Regions from separate parts of the Homo sapiens genome. Here region 2 is linked to region 1. The links are chromatin contacts, found by Hi-C or POLR2A ChIA-PET in ENCODE. All regions are on one chromosome and are shown on one strand. The core of a region is the stretch at or near the end of the contact, and the rest is flanking DNA. Distances in the headings are between cores, read along the strand shown. Region 1 has its middle 31 kb from the start of C12orf76. Region 2 holds the start of GLTP (glycolipid transfer protein).

Region 1 (3,041 bases), core at 9-2,508:
TTACAGGTGTGAGCCACCACACCCGGGTTCCACCTATCTTCGTGTTTAATACTTGACTCCATTCTGTTCCAGTAATTTATCTGTCAGGTCCCTTACTAGAGCGGCTTTAATTTCACAGCTTTACCATCGCTCTTAATATCTCCTTGGCCACCGGCTTACTTGTGAAGTGTTCATCCCGTGGCCTCTGGATACTCACTGTCTCCTGGTCTTCCTCTCCTCCCTAGTGCCTCAGCTTAGTCTCCTTGATGTTGGTGTCCTTTAAGGAGCTGTCTTCAGTCCCCCTCCATGTCACTGTACCCTTTCCCTGGGCAGGACCCTGTCTCCACTCTTGCCCTTTCTGCCCATTTTCCAGGGTGCAGCCAGAGTGCTCTGAGTTGCAAATGAGATCATGCCACACCCTTGTTTATAAACCCACTTATTGCTCTCAGGGAAAATTCCAGACAGACTCCTTAACACCAGCACATAACGGCTGGACGAGGTTCAGGTGAATGTAGTTTGTTGGGAGGTGACCCAGGAAGAGGCATGGGGAAGGGAGGCAGGGAAGGGAAGGCAATCGACACAGGAAGCACTAAAGAGCAGGTCACGACCAGGCATGGTGGCTCACGCCTGTAATTCCAGCACTTTGGGAGGCTGAGGTGGTTGGATCACTTGAGGTCAGGAGTTCGTGACCAGCCTGGCCAACATAGTGAAACCTTGTCTCTACTAAAAATACAAAAATTAGCCGGGCGTGGTGGAGGGCGCCTGTAATCCCCACCTACTCGGGGAGGCTGAGGCAGAAGAATCGTTTGAACCCGAGAGGGGAAGGTTGCAGTGAGCCGATGTGGCGCCGCTGCACTGCAACCGGGGCAACAGAGCGAGACTCCATCTCGGGGGTGGGAGCGGAGGGGGGTGGAATTAAAAAAGGAAGGGCAGGTCATCGCTGTGGGCATCTGGGCTCTGTCCCACTAGGGTCCCCTGGAGACTGCCTAGACCTGCCTCAGTGCTGTCCCACCTGAGGGAATTGGGGTATTTAATCAGCAGTCCCCTAGCCTCTATTCTCTGAGAGCTCTCTCTCTTCTTTCTCTCTCTCTCTCTCTCGCTCCTTCCTTTTCTTCTTCCTCCTTTCTCCCTGTCTTCTCCCTTCATGGACGTCAGCGCTTGACGCCATGTTTGTTTGTGGCCCCGCCCACAGCCATAGCTGATTGGACTAGGGATAAATAACTAGGCCAATCATTCCCCTTGAATTCCGGAACTGGATAGTGGATCTGGGCTTGCACTCGAACTGTGGACACCTAACCTTGAAGGCAGTGTTGGACCACGTGCCCTGGGAGAAACAGAGGAATCCATTGTTTACAGAGACTCACAATGGGCGCACAGAGAGACAAACAGAGGCGGGCCCACGCAGTTTCAAACTGAAAGAGCAACTTCAGCTCAGGACAGTTTAGTTTCTGATTCTATTAATAGGTTCTCATGAGGTTGGGCCACATTTCCTGCACTTGAGCTCTGTGAGATAAGTGTTTCCTCAGAAAAACCTCCCTTTTCTGCTGAAGAATGTCACCTGATTTTCTGTAAATTGTAAACACATACACACACATGACTAAGAAATCCACCATTCAATCCCCAATCCCCATTTCTTCACACGTGGCTTCCTACTTCACAAAGAAACAGAGACCACCATTCTCAACATCCCACTTAGTCTATCAAAATCTTTGAATGGCTCAAATGGTTCCATCTTCTCTACATCCTTGCAACACACACACATTTTCCCATGACTCCATTAAAGACCATTCTTACCTCTCTTTCTTTATTTTTTTAGACGGAGTCTCGCTCTGTCACCCAGGCTGGAGTGCAGTGGCGCGATCTCGGCTCAGTGCAACTTTCACCTCCTAGGTTCAAGTGATTCTTCTATCACCCTTCCGAGTAGCTGGGGTTACAGGCGGGCGCCATCACACCCAGCTAATTTTTGTATTTTTAGTAGAGACAGGTTTTGCCATGTTGGCCAGGCTGTTCTTGAACTCCTGATCTCAGGTGATCCACTCGCCTCGGCCTCCCAAAGTGCTGGGATTACAGGCATGAGCCACAGCACCCGGCCTCTTACCTCTTTTTCCTCCTAGCCAAGACTATAGAAGAAATAGTCCATGCCTGTCTCCACTCTCTCCTCTCATTAGTCCTTACTTGCACTGTTTTGTGGGAAAGCGTTTCATTTTGAAGATGTGACTTGAAGTGTCTGTGGGTTATATAGGTTCATAGATTCATAGACTATGCACAGAATTCAGATATGGTCTGGAGATACAGATTTAGCGTTCAGTGATTTAAAAAGTAATGAACGCAGGCCGGGTGCAGTGGCTTACCTGAGGTCGGGAGTTTGAGACCAGCCTGACCAACATGGAGAAACCCTGTCTCTACTAAAAATACAAAAAATTAGCCGGGCATGGTGGCGCATGCCTGTAATCCCAACTACTCGGGAGTCTGAGGCAGGAGAATCGCTTGAACCCGGGAGGCAGAGGTTGCGGTGAGCCTAGATCGCGCCATGGCACTCCAGCCTGGGCAACAAGAGTGAAACTGTCTCAAAAAAAAAAAAAGTAATGAACGCATATGGTAGAAAAAATTCAGATACAAGCAGGGTGATAAATAAATCGTCAAACACCGACTAATTCCCCCAGCCTCAGCTCGCTTCCCAGAGACCACCTTGTATAGCCTTCCAGATGTGCTAGCTTCATGGGCATGGGACCTGTGCAGTCATATAGGGACCCACACTTAGAAGGAATCTGAATTTGTTTAATGCTTTGCTGTCACCATTTTGAAATGTTTAACTTTTAAATAACGGACTTCACATTTTCATTTTGCACTGGGCCTTGCAAATTATATAGTAGATCCTGTTTCCAGTTATATTCCATGCATAATTAAACATATAATATACATATATACCCCCTCCTCCCACCTGCTTCGCATTTAGCATTTGATTATTCTTAAAACAATGTGTGTGGATGAAATTTCCCAGGGAGAAGATGCAATAGTCATTAGCGCTGTTCACCAAATATTTCTGCTTCTGCAGTTTCTGG
Region 2 (3,344 bases), core at 189-2,688, 200 kb after region 1:
ATCATTCACTTTATCCTCAGTGCCCAGTGCAGTGCATGACACATAGTGGTGGAGGGTGGGGGAGGGGTGGGAAGGATGGCAAATGTTTATTCTGGAATGAATAAGAGGCTCTCAACAATGGTGTGTTAGATTTTTGCATAAGCTGGGCATTGGGTTTAGGACATAAGCATCTAGGTGGGTTGTGGCTGAGATGACTTGTGATTCAAGGTGTGAGAAGCTGGACCCTGGGCTGTTGGAGAGACATTAGGTTTGGGAAACAAGTGTCCAGGTTGTGGGTGAATTGGTATAAACTGGGCTGGCTCCAGCTGTTACCAGTAGAAGGTGTCCAGGTACTTGGCATCTTGGAGAAAACACACAAACGAAGCAAGGAAAGCAAAAGCAAGGATTTACTGAGAACGAAAAGTCCACCCCACAGTTTGGGAGCAGGCTTGAGCGTAGAGGCTCAAGAGCTCTGCTTACAGAATTTTCTAGGGTCTCAATACTCTAGAGGTTTCCCATTGGTTACTTGGTGAATATTCTATGTAAATGAAGAGAATGAAGTGAAGTCACAGAGTCATTTACTCAGAATGTGCCCTATTGCAAATGGAGAGGATGTGCAAATGGAGAGGATGTTACTTGGTGGGAGAGGATGAATGTGAAGTTACAAAGTATAAATGGAGAGGATGTTTCTTGGAGTGTGTGGTCTGTGTAAATGGAGAGGATGAATGTGAAGTTACAAAGTGTAAAGGGCGTGAATGGAGAGGATGAAGTGAAGTTGCAAAGCCGTTTACATTCCTGTCATTGCTAAGGTGCTTTTTGATTTAGGTCTAGGAAGTCAGCCTTATGTTCCCTGCCTCCAGGCCCTATTTTTCTGCCTCACAACAGGTAACATCAGACTGTTGAGGGCAGACTGGACCCCAGATTTCGGGAAGCAGGAGTTGTCCAGCAGGGCAGTGGCTGAGTTAGACTGTGACTTCAGCAGTGTTCAACAGGTATAAGGTCATTGAAGACCAAGAATCAAGCAATCGAGCGTCCTCGTCGGTTGTAGCGAAAGAGAACCGTGACCAACAGGAGAGCAGTGTCCACCCAGGTCACTTGGGGTTACTGGGGTACAATTTTGGGGGAAACGGGGGTCCTGGGGAGCGTTGGCTGGGTGGGGCTGTAACCCGAGCTGGTGGGCGGGTTGTGAGCTGTGACCTGGCCCGAGTCGGCCCGCCCGGATTGGGGGGCCAAACCGGGGGCGGCGGGAGGCACACCTGGGGAAGACTCACCTGGGAGCGGCTCACTTGGGCCCTCCGGGACCCATGAACCGGCGCACCTCCTCTGCGTCCCGCCCCCGGCCGGCCCCCCGGCCAATGGGGGCGCGGAGACCTCGGCGGCGGGCGCGGATTGGGAGCCGGTGAGCGGGGGCGGGGCGGCGCGCCCGGCAGTTTAGGCGCTCGGCCGGCGGGCGGCGCTGAGCGCTCGGCTACGAGGGCGCCGTGCGGGCGGAAGTGGCGACGCTGGCGTCCCCGGAGCCTGCGGCGGGCGGCTGTGACGGCCCCGGCGCTGACGGCGGCGGCCGGGGGGGCGGTGTCGACGCCCGCGGCGCCGGCTGGGGCATCACCGCGGGCCTCGACCCCGAAATGGCGCTGCTGGCCGAACACTTGCTGAAGCCGCTGCCCGCGGACAAGCAGATCGAGACCGGGCCCTTCCTCGAGGCGGTGTCCCACCTGCCGCCCTTCTTCGGTGAGCCGGAATGGAGGGGGGAGGCGGCCCGCAGCCCCACGCGCACCCGAATCCTCCTTCCCCCGAGCATCCCCTAACCATCTCTGCCCTAGACACCCCTAAGTACTGTTTCCCCAGGCACCCAAGATCCTCTTTCCCTCCACTCACCCTAAATTCTCCCTTTCCCGGACCACTCCCAAGTCCTCTCCGCTCTAAACATGTCACATCCTGCCTGTCCTCCCCAAATCCTCCCTCTCCCTAGACACCTCACAGTCCTACATATCCCCCAAATGCCCCCTGATCATCCGTGCCCCCAACACGGATGATCTTCCATCTCCCTTAGGCATTCTGTAATCCACCATCTCCCCCAAAGCCTCCTGCCCCTTCTTCCCCAAAGTCCTTCATCCCTGGCGCTTTCTGATGGCTCTCAACTCGCTCCCCTTACAATGAATCCCCCCATTTCATAAGCCTTCTCTTTGAACGCTTCCAGCCTCTCCCTCATGGGACCTACAAACCCTTCCTTCTTCCCTCAGAATTCGCCCATTCCAGATCAAAGACTCCCATCTCCCCCTCCAAGGGTAGGAAGCCTGGTGAGGCGGGGACAAGGAGAGGGTTTTGAAGATGGAGTTGCAAAATTCCAGGGCCTCTTTCTAGGGGAAACCACCTAAAGTTTTTCCTCCTTTTAGGACAGGGGTGAGGGTTGTCGGGGGAGCTGTTTTGTGAGGTGACATCAGACATACAGAGCTTGGCACCAATTCCTCCCTCAGTTTGGGCTCTACGAGAGGAAGCCCCTCCCCTGTATGTCGTGTGGAAGTTCCTGGGCGCATTGGGAAGGCGGTCCACTTTCAGACCCTCTTCCCGCACTCCCTCAGCCTAGCCCAGTCCAGCCAAGGCCCCAGATGGAAAATGGGAACTAGAAGCCAGCACCACTGCCCCTGCCCTTTGCCTTTTGGGTCCCGGGTAAAGGGTGCAACCTGAGCCTCTATTCTCCTTCTCCATGTGGGCTCTGTCCTGTCCTGCTGGTTCACTTGGTGGCCTTGCAGGAAAATACCAGCCCCCAGGGCAGAGTCCACCTGAAACCCAAAGACAGGAGATCTTAAGACAGTCCGACTTAGTGGGCAAAGAAGGCTTGTTAGGGGTGGTAGTTCCCACAGTGTCCTGAGCTCTGGGATGGTTGTGGTTACCTGGAGGCTATAGTTCCCCTCCTTCACCTCGTGAGCCTCAGTGTCCCCAGCTGTGAAACGGGGATGCTGATCTCCTAGGGCAGCTGTGAGGAGTCGATGAGGTGGTGTGTGTAAAGTACCGAGGCCGTAAGTGCCAAATAGGTCTTCGCTGTAGGGGGTGTGGTTTTAAGTTCCTGAATCCAGTTTTGGTTCCTTGCTAGAGTGATTAATCGGTGTTTGAGGGAGTGCAATTGTCTGGTGTGTATGATTCCCAGACCTGGGTAAGCAACCTGAGAGCAAGGGCTTGGTTTTTTACATCCACTCTGTGTCCTCAGTGCCCAGAACAGTGCCTGGCACATAGCAGATGCTCAGTCAATACTGCTGAATGCACAAAACTTTCTTATTATCAGTGTCACAGTCTTGAGATAATACTGACTCTCCAGGTGGGGGCTTGGGAGCGAACCAGCTCTAGCATTGAAAAGTTGTTTAATTTTG

What was found. Hi-C counts contacts between places; a loop is a spot of excess contacts on that map. ChIA-PET counts read pairs that join two places held with the same protein, here RNA polymerase II (POLR2A). Pooled maps may share reads with other maps.
Region 2: a loop to region 1 is called in a pooled map, with 5 times the contacts of the local background. The contact joins the promoter of GLTP here to the enhancer-like site in region 1. A Hi-C loop is called at or near these places in 1 of 37 single-sample maps with no recorded cell type and 6 of 50 pooled maps. POLR2A ChIA-PET finds 5 or more read pairs at or near these places in 3 of 52 experiments (WTC11, activated CD4-positive, alpha-beta memory T cell and naive thymus-derived CD4-positive, alpha-beta T cell).

What each region holds. Positions count from the first base shown.
Region 1 is chr12:110,078,093-110,081,133 of GRCh38, reverse strand. No RefSeq gene overlaps it. Among named protein-coding and RNA genes, the nearest start is that of C12orf76, 31 kb to the right of the region's middle. RefSeq lists enhancers at 1,268-1,397, 1,538-1,617 and a cis regulatory region at 879-1,709. Within about 2 kb of position 1,258, at least 19 of the 41 ENCODE cell types and tissues checked have a DNase peak (open chromatin) inside an H3K27ac peak, as active enhancers do.
Region 2 is chr12:109,878,635-109,881,978 of GRCh38, reverse strand. GLTP (glycolipid transfer protein) reads left to right here and starts at 1,438. Exons shown (of 5, transcript NM_016433.4): 1 at 1,438-1,707. The coding sequence starts at 1,605. LOC124903012 (a long non-coding RNA gene) reads left to right here and starts at 578. Exons shown (of 3, transcript XR_007063455.1): 1 at 578-618; 2 at 805-864; 3 at 972-1,081. It also overlaps a transcript of TCHP not described here. RefSeq lists an enhancer at 355-856 and a silencer at 1,181-1,730.